Linked DNA regions of Homo sapiens: region 2 is linked to region 1. A link is a contact called in ENCODE Hi-C or POLR2A ChIA-PET data. All regions are on one chromosome and are shown on one strand. Each heading gives the region's core, a stretch centred on a gene start or an enhancer-like site at or near the end of the contact. The rest is flanking DNA. Distances are from core to core; before and after follow the strand shown.

Region 1 (4,634 bases), core at 735-3,234:
GCCTCCGCCTCCTGGGTTCAAGAGATTCTTCTGTTTCAGCTTCCCAAGTAGCTGGGACTACAGGCATGCACCACCATGCCCAGGTAATTTTTGTATTTTTAGTAGAGATGAGGTTTTGCCATGTTGCCCAGGCTGTCTCGAACTCCTGATCTCTCTTTTTATTTTATTTTATTTTTTTGAGATGAAGTTTCACTCTTTTTGACCAGGCTGGAGTGCAATGGTACCATCTCAGCTCACTGCAACCTCCACCTCCCTGGTTCAAGTAATTCTCTTGCCTTAGCCTCCCAAGTAGCTGGGATTACAGGCACGCACCACCATGCCTGGCTAATTTTTGTGTTTTTAGTAGAGACGGGGTTTTGCCATTTTGGCCAGGCTGGTCTTGAACTCCTGACCTCAGGTGATCTGCCTGCATTGGCCTCCCAAAGTTCTGGGATTACAGGCATGAGCCACTGTGCCTGGCCTATTCAGTTATCTATATTCCGTTAAATTTTTTTAGAGATTGGGTCTCCCTTTGTCACCCAAGCTGGAATACAACAGCATCATGGTGGCTCACTGTAGCCTCGACCTCCTGGGATCAAGCAATCCTCCTGCTTCAGCCTCCTGAGTAGTTAAGACTACAGGCATGAGCCACCAAGCCTGGTTAATTTTTTAAATTTTTTGTAGGCCAGGTGTGGTGGCTCATGCCTGTAATCTCAGCACTTTGGGAGGCCAAGGTGGGCAGATCACCTGAGGTCAGGAGTTTGAGACCAGCCTGGCCAACATGGCAAAACCCTGTCTCTACTAAAAATACAAAAATTAGCCAAGAGTGTTAGCATACGCCTGTAATCTCAGCTTCTTGGGAAGCTGAGGCAGCAAAATCGCTTGAACCCAGAAGGCGGAGGTTGCTGTGAGCTGAGATCGCACCAGGCTGCACTCCAGCCTCGGCGACAGAGACTCCCTCTCAAAAAAAAAAAAAAAAAATTTTTTTTTTTTTTAGAGACAGGGTCTTGCTATGTTGTCCAGGCTGGTCTCAAACTGCTGACCTCAAGCGATCCTCCTTCCTCAACCTGCCAAAGCTATTCAGTTTTGTTTTGTTTTCTTTTGTTTTTTTAAGGCAGATTATTGCTCTGTCACCTAGGCGGAGTGCAGTAGCACAATCACGGCTCACTGTGGCCTCAACTTCCTGGGCTCAAGTGATCCTCCCACTTTGGCCTCCCATGTAGCCAGGACCACAGGTGTGCACCACCATGCCCAGCTCATTGTTTTATTTTTTGTAGAGACGGGGTCTCACAAGGTTGCCGTGGCTGGTTTTGAACTTCTGGCTTTGAGCAATCTTCCTGCCCAAGTTTTGGGATTATAGATTTGAGCCACAGAACCGGGGCCACTGTTCACACACTTAACACACCAAGCCTTGCAGGAACTGCCACGATCTTTAAATGGAACTATCAGCTTCTAATGTAACTCAAGGATCCCAAAAGTCCCTTCCATTAGGCATTGGTCAGGATTTGGATGTGGAGAAGAGAAATTATGTCCTGGTGACAGTCCCTGCCTGGCAATGTTAACTGGGCAGTTATTCTAAACCACATCAAATGACCTGATTGACCTCAGATGGGGCACAGGCGCTTACATTCTTCTAAAATTTCCCAGGCAATTTTCATGCACAGCCAGCATTTAAAACTCTTTTCTTAGGGTGAAACCCATATCTTAGTTTGCCAACTGGATGCTTTCTCAACTTCCCAGATCCCTGATCGGGGTCCCAGATTTGACATACTATTGCAATTCTGGGAGGGGAGGGGAGTGGTGGGAGTGACGGGAATGATGGTGTCAGCCCAGTCGGCCCCTGGCAGGATGGGTGCAATAGTGGGAGCAGGGGCAGCCTTGCAGAGGTAGGCTCTTACATACAGCATTTGGTCTGTGCTTTAACCCAAATGTAAGTCCCATGATTCAAGAGTCTTTTCTCCCTGTGGTCCTGTCTGACTCAGACTCTGAGAAGAGCTGGCAGGAATGAGTTCATCAAATGCCTTGGTCATGATAGGAAGGATGAGGTAGCATGATACCACAAGAGGCATGGGGGAGAGGAGAAAAGAGAGAAAAGAGAGCACCGGAAAAGAACAGAAAAAGGCACTGAAGGTGGAAGTAGAAAGACAAAGCATGAACAGGATCAAATTCTTAGTCCCAACATAGAGATTGCCGTGCTTTCTCTGGCCCTGGTAGTTTTGCTTTCTTCCTGGGACATTAGTATAATAGAAAATGGCTGTAAGAGTTTGAAGAGCAAGTGATTTTCTGAGCCAATGGGATGCCCCAGGGTCCCTTTAAAAAAAAAAAAAAGTATGTTGTTTGATTATGCATAAAATTTCCTTAAGAAGAGCCCACATTTTCTTTTCTACATTAAAAAAAAAATAGGACTGGGGCTGGGTCCAGTGGCTCAAGCCTGTAATCCCAGCACTTTGGGAGGCCGAGGCAGGCGGATCACTTGAGGCCAGGAGTTCGAGAACAGCCTGGCCAACATGGCCAAACCTCGTCTCTAAAAAAAAAAAAAAAAAAAAAACAATTAGCCAGGCATGATGGTGTGTGTCTGTAATCCCAGCTACTTGGAAGGCTGAGGCAGGAGAATCACTTGAACCCAGGAGGTGGAGGTTGCAGTGAGCCAAGATCATGCCACTGCACTCCAGCCTGGGTGACAGAGCAAGACTCTGTCTCAAAAAAAAAAAAAAAAAAAAAAAAACAACCAGGACTGGGTGTGGTGGTTTATGCCGATAATCCCAGCACTTTGTGAAGCTTGAGCCCAGGAGTTCAAGACCAGCTTGGGCAACATAGTGAGATCCCATCTCTACAGAAAATTTAAAAACCAGCCAAGCATGGTGGTGCACTCCTAGCTACTCAAGAGGCTGAGGTGGGAGGATCACTTGACCCTAGGAAGTCAAGGCCACAGTGAATAAATAAGGCTGAAAATAAAACCCCACCCAAGGAAAAATAACAAGATTTAAAGCTATACTTTCAAACAAAGGCCTGGACAGAGGATTCTGGAAAGATGATCGAATAGGAAGCACCAAGAATCGGTCTCCCTATCTAGATAACAATTACCCGGGCAGAATCTCTTTGTCATAACTGTTTTAGAACTCTGGAATCTATTGAAGACTTGCAGCTTTCAGCAGAATGACTTAGATGGTAAATTGTGGTTAATTTTGGTCAATTTCAGCTCTTGGTGCGGTAGCAGCTACCCTTTTCCTCACCACCTTTCCCCACGGCAGGCAGCAGTGCATGTGTTTCCTTTTTTTTTTTTTTTTAAGACAGTCTCTCTCTGTCACCCAGGCTGGAGTGCAGTGGCTCGATCTCGGCTCACTGCAAACTCCGCCTCCCAGGTTCAATCATTCTCCTGCCTCAGCCTCCCCAAGTAGCTGGGACTACAGGCTCATGCCACCACACTCAGCTTATTTTTGTATTTTTAGTAGAGACAGGGTTTCACTCTGTTGGCCAGGCTGGTCTTGAACTCCTGACCTCATGATCCGCCCACCTCGGCCTCCCAAAGTGCTGGGAAAGGCGTGAGCCACTGTACCCCACATGTGTTTCTAAGGCAGATTGAACCAACTTGCAGGAGCCAGGGTCGGCAAAGAAGCCCTATCCTCCAACTATTAGGAATCTCCACAAATATCAGAATCACTGGTTGCTGCTTTTGATTACAGAGGCAAAAAGAAGCAGGTGGATGATTTTGTTGCACCTCTGTCATTGTGGCAAGACCCTCCTCCTCTGGAAATGAAGGGCCAGCACTCTTCCCCCACCTTCATTTTTTCTTTCTTTCCCCCTTGGGAGTCAGATACTAAAGTCTGGGATAGTCAAAAGCAACTGCATATACAGGGAAAATTAGGAAGTACTCACACCTGCCCAGGGAAAGGCACAGGCTCAGAAGAGGCCTCAGAAGACATCAGCTTTTCACCTCAGCCTGACTTCTTGTCACAAAGGCAGTTGTTAACAATAACAACAATAAACAAAAACCATAACAAAGAACAGCAAACTCTGAGAATCTGATTTCCAGAGTTACTGTGTTTTATTTATTTATTTAGAGACAGAGTCTCACTCTGTCGCCCAGGCTGGAGTGCAGTGGCACGATTTTGGCTCACTGCAACCTCTGCCTCCCAAAGAAACAAAAAAATTCTAGAGCTGAAAAGCACAATAAAATGAAAAATTCACTAGAGGGATTCAAAGGCAGATTTGAGCAGGCAGAAGGAGGAGTCAGTAAAGTTAAAGAAAAGACAGTGGAAATTATTGAGTCTAAGGAACAGAAGGAAAAAAGATTGAAGAAAAGTAAACAGAATCTAAGGGACTTGTGGGACACCACCAAGTAGACCAACATACATATTATGGAAGTCTAATCCCAGAAGAAGAAGGGGAAAGCCAAGAGAATATTCAAAGAAGTAATGGCTGAAAACATCCCAAACTTGATGAAAGATATGAATATAAACATCCAAGAAGCTCGATAAACTCCAGGTAAGATAAACTCAAAGACTCACACCAAGACACATTAGAATCAGACTTTTGAGAGACAAAGAGAAAATCTTGAGAGCAGCAAGAGGGAAGGGGTTCATCACATACAAGGGTCTCTCAATAAGACTGTCAGCACATTTCTCCCAGAGACTCTGCAGGCCAGAAGACAGTGA
Region 2 (4,817 bases), core at 664-3,163, 240 kb before region 1:
TTGAGACGGAGTCTCGCTCTGTAATCCAGGCTGGAGGGAAGTGAGCTGACTCACTCCACCTCCCAGGTTCAAGCAATTCTCCTGCCTCTCCTGCCTAAGTAGCTGAGAGTACAGGGGTGCACCACCACATCCAGCTAATTTTTTGTATTTTTTAGTAGAGACAGGGTTTTGCCATGTTGGCCAGGCTGGTCTCGAACTCCTCACCTCAAGTGATCCACCTGCCTCGGCCTCCCAAAGCGCTGGGATTACAGGCGTGAACCACCACACCCAGTGATAAGCAGAATATTTTACAGTGGTGTATCACCTGAAAAGACTGACAGAATTGCCCAAATCTAAATCTGTCTTTAAAATAAATTTGAAACCACTGAGGCTGATGTGGGTACAGCTCTGAAATTCAAAATGCTTTAGCTATTTTATGTAATGGTATAAGCAATATGCCAACTCATTTCTAATAGGTGGTTTTAGTCATCTTTAACACTTCAATATTTTTGGTTACTATAACAATCAATCAAAATCTCTGGAGTTTTCTGAGTTAATGTCTAACTGAATTAACTAATAATTATGTTTTGCTTCTTTAGAGAAAACAGGCAATAAATTGATATGGATCATAAATTTTTTCTTTCCTGGGAGAGGAATAACAGCAATCTCCTTTGACACAATCTATGATAGTTAAGAGGATTTTTAATTGGCTACAGTGACAGTCCATAAAGATGTAAACAGAAAATGGACCAGAGGCTTTAAAAATAAGCCATCTAAAATCAGCAAAAACAATACAGTTGGCATTAAAAGTCTTCTCCTGATAAAATGGGGAGTGAAGAGAGTAAAAGGCAGTGTTTGCAATCTGAGGGACAAACAAAATTACACTTAAGTTGCTATGGGACACTCTCTTGCCACAATGTCACACAAGTGACTCTTTAAAATACAACTTTCAACCTAGTGTGTGATTATTAATGAGGATTTGTTAACAATCTAAACACCATTTCAGCTGATTCCTGTCATAGGTAGGCATTTAAAAGATTACCTTGGTTTCTCCTCTTCCATTTCCAATTTTTTTCTTTTTTAGAGATGAGATCTCACTATGTCGCCCAGGCTGGTATTGAACTCCTGAGCTCAAGCAATCCTCCTGTCTCAGCACCCCCCAAAGTTTTGGGATTACAGGTATGAGCCACCGCACCTGACTCTCCTCTTCCATTTCTAAAATAGACCGACCTTCCAATGGCAAGTGTTAGCCACCACCAAGCCATAGGATGCTGGTACTAAAAAGGTCCTAAGATACCTAAGATACTCTTTCTTTGGCAAACTAGGGAAGAGCCCAAGCAGGCCAAGGAAGGGAAGGCCCAGAAGAAGAAGAGAGGAGACCGCGTGTAGGACCCCTTCCTCTATACATCCGCCCTCCAACAAGAACATCACTGGTGTGCACAGGCATCCTTGGCATCTGCATAAAACGAGTCCCATTTAAAAACAGAATGACAATTAGAACCAGGTATGAATAGAGCTGTGCTATTCTACAAAGAAAATTTACTTAACTGATTAACTACTCTGGATGTGAAGGACTGGCAGGCCACACAAGAGGCAGGCTTCAACTAAAGAATGACAGAATTTTGTTTGGATATACGAAGCTGATTGCTGAGATAGCTCCAATGCAGATCACAAAGATCTGGTTGAAAAGAAAAGGTTTCATTTCCCTTTCCTTTTTCCTGTGGGTAGCACAGATCAGGCCTTGAACAATAAAATTAAAAGTTTACTATTAACTTTTCTTATAGTAAATTTGAGATGACCACACAGTTCCTACAGTTTTCAATAATTCAGTGAATTCACTCACTCACTCACTCACTCACTCAATTCAAAACAACTGTTGAGCCCCTGTTCAGAATGCACATGGAGGCTCCTGCCCTGCTGAGCTCCTGCCCTGACAGGGAAGTCGTCATGAACACAAACGGCCAGGACACAAAGTGCACTGTAGCAGGAACATCACCCACACTTTGGAGCCCAGAACAAAGCATCCTGGTGTGGCCATTTCCCCCCAAGGCACACCTCCTGTGCTGCAGGAAGGGAGCTTCCAATTAGACCTCTGGCCTGCTCTGAACTGTCCAGGACCTGCTCTTATTTCGAAATCTGGGCACAGAGGAACGTGACATTCTGTGCATTCAAAGTGAAATCTAAATAAGCAAAGCCAATGAAACAAAAATGAAAAGACATAGAAACATTTCTAAGATGTTGAGGGCACAGCCAGTCATGGAGAGGAGAAAATTCCAGGGAAGAGAATAGGAAGTAGACGAAGGAAGAACATAAGGAGAAAACTATTCAAAGAACAAATATCCACCTAAGCTGCCAACACACTTGAGAGGTTTTCTGTTTCTCACAGAGAATATCTAAGGCCAAAGGATTTCTTCAGAAGCACAGAAACTTCAGCTAAGTGGCATCCATTTAAAACTTTCTGCTAATCAGAAAAGAAATGCATGCTTATTGCAGAAAATTTGGAAAATACAGAGCCATATAAAGAAGAAAATGCAACTGCAAATAAAAATTAAAAGCTTGCTTGGAAAACACAGAGATACATAAAACATACACACACACAGAGTATCCTTATCACCCCTTATCTGAAATGCGTGGGTCCAGAAGTATTGTGGATTTAGGATATTTTTTATCAGATTTTGAAATTCTGCATTATTTGAGCATCCCAAATCCAAAAATGTGAAATCCAAAATGCTCCAATGAGTATTTCCTTTGAACATCAGGTTGGTGCTCAGTAAGTTGCAGATCCATCTTGGAGCATTTCAGATTTCAAATTTTTGAATTTGAGAGGCCCAACCTGTTTAATCCAACAATCCAGAGACAATCACTATTAATATTCTGATGTGTATCCTTTGAGTCTCTTTTGTGCGCATATATACAAAGCAAGCATGATGTGTACTTTTGCATATGAATGTATTTGTATATAAGTATGTGCAAGTATACATGTGCTCATATATGAACATGCCAACAGAAATATGCCCATTTTTCTATTGGTGTGTTAGCATTTTGACTGATTGTATAATAATTCTTTAATACATAAAGGCATTAATCCTTTTTCCTATAGATTGTGATATTTCCATCACTGATGATTTCATTGTTAGATGCATTTGGACATGAGTTTTCATTTTTAGGCAACTTCCTTCATTGCTTCTACAAACTTACATGCCCCTTCCCCATTCTGACACTAAATATTCACGTATACTATTTCTAGATGATTATGATTGTATTTGTTACATTTACTCTACCACTAGTCAATCCATCAGAAATCTATCCTGACACATGGTGGAGGTGACGTTATCATTTTATTTTTTAAGTGAGACTTAAAGTGCTGTGTATTCTAATATAATGAGCTGCTATCAAATGCTGGCTGATATAATTTCAGACCTGGCCTCTTTCTGGTTTGCTTCCAAGGTGTGTTGAAGCAACTCTTTCTTTAAAAAAAAAAAATCTTTATTTTTTTGTAGAAATGGGGGGGGGGGTCTCACTATGCTGTCCAGGCTGGTCTTGAACTCCTGGGCTCAAGCAATCCTCCCCACTCAGCCTCCCAAAATGCTGGGATTACAGGAGTGAGCCACTGTGCCTAACCTGGAAGCAACTCTAAGATGTGGGGGTCCACGATCTATCTTTATCAAGGAAAACACAGAAAAAGATGGGACTGGGCACAGCAGTGCACAGAAGCCACCCTCTACTCTTGTCCTGGTATCCATCCCTTCTCCTCCTGGTCAGGCCCAGTGTTCTGGTGCAAGGTGTCACAGTCAGCACAGAGGAGCTGTCAGCACAGACAAGCTAGAAGATGGCACAGACCCAAGTCAGGGAAGAAACTCAATCCAGCTGAGCAAATGAGAACCTACACTCTAGGGTAAGGATTATATTTACTGAGAACTTGTGTTGTCTTACGTACAGGGCTCGGTGCTTTGATGGATTATGCATTTAGTCCTCCTGACAATCTCACAAAGAGGTACTAACTCCATTTTACAGTGATAAAATTGAGATTGAGGGAAATCATGTGGAAATGGATCATATGCACCAAGATTATGTGGAGAGTGTTGGATCTAAGCCTCCAGTTCAGGCAGTCTGATTCCAGAGGATCGCTATCTTCAGGCAATCATTCCAAGGCATTAACTATTCTTACATGGTGACTGCATCAGATTATCCTGAAATTCAGCTGCCTCCCTAGATGTCACGGGGCAGCCAGCCAAAAACATAAGCCACGTAAGGTAAGCTATAAACATGGTAAGCTATGAAAAGTATTTACAAGGTTATCAGTCTGTGCCAACTGAAGGGGAAATGCAGGTGCTCAGAGTTTTTAAAAAGAGAATTGAAAAGTAAGTTTATGGCTACCAGCAGGCCACAGGTGCTGTCTAACAGTAGGACAAGGCTGTGGTAGACGGGGCATCAAACTCCCCCCAGCCTGGGGGAATTATCCCTGCTAACCTCTATTCTGGATCTGTGCTCACTGAGCAATGTTCTGACTGGGAACAGCGCAGGTCAGGAGAGAGGATATGATAAAAGGTACGGAGAAAACTGACATTCTGGGTCTAAATGATTTCATCTGAGTTTGTACTATATCAGCAGCTTTCTCCACACTGGAAAGCCCAAGGGATGAAATACTGGAGTCAGGTGATGCACCCAAGAAAAGTGAGCCACGGCACCCAAAGAGCGCCTCTGACTTACAGGGCGAGGCCTGGCCAAGAAACCTGATACCTGCCCTCCCCCCCCCATGCACCTCAAGAGAAGACTGCAGAGGGGAGAGGGGAGAGCTGGCCTGAGGGTGGCACGGTCATGCTGAGTTCTGACCCGGA

Evidence for each region. Hi-C counts contacts between places; a loop is a spot of excess contacts on that map. ChIA-PET counts read pairs that join two places held with the same protein, here RNA polymerase II (POLR2A). Pooled maps may share reads with other maps.
Region 2: a map of CD4-positive, alpha-beta T cell shows a loop between it and region 1 (2.4-fold over the local background). The contact joins two enhancer-like sites. A Hi-C loop is called at or near these places in 6 of 168 maps with a recorded cell type or tissue (CD4-positive, alpha-beta T cell, CD8-positive, alpha-beta T cell, Caco-2 and 2 more), 2 of 37 single-sample maps with no recorded cell type and 6 of 50 pooled maps. POLR2A ChIA-PET finds 5 or more read pairs at or near these places in 3 of 52 experiments (OCI-LY7, activated naive CD8-positive, alpha-beta T cell and endothelial cell of umbilical vein).

Annotation. Positions count from the first base shown.
Region 1 is chr10:35,257,566-35,262,199 of GRCh38, reverse strand. It overlaps a transcript of CCNY not described here. Among named protein-coding and RNA genes, the nearest start is that of LINC02634, 15 kb to the right of the region's middle. Within about 2 kb of position 1,984, at least 2 of the 41 ENCODE cell types and tissues checked have a DNase peak (open chromatin) inside an H3K27ac peak, as active enhancers do.
Region 2 is chr10:35,492,912-35,497,728 of GRCh38, reverse strand. The region is part of intron 2 of CCNY (cyclin Y); the gene reads right to left. Among named protein-coding and RNA genes, the nearest start is that of GJD4, 110 kb to the left of the region's middle. RefSeq lists an enhancer at 2,088-2,137. Within about 2 kb of position 1,913, at least 8 of the 41 ENCODE cell types and tissues checked have a DNase peak (open chromatin) inside an H3K27ac peak, as active enhancers do.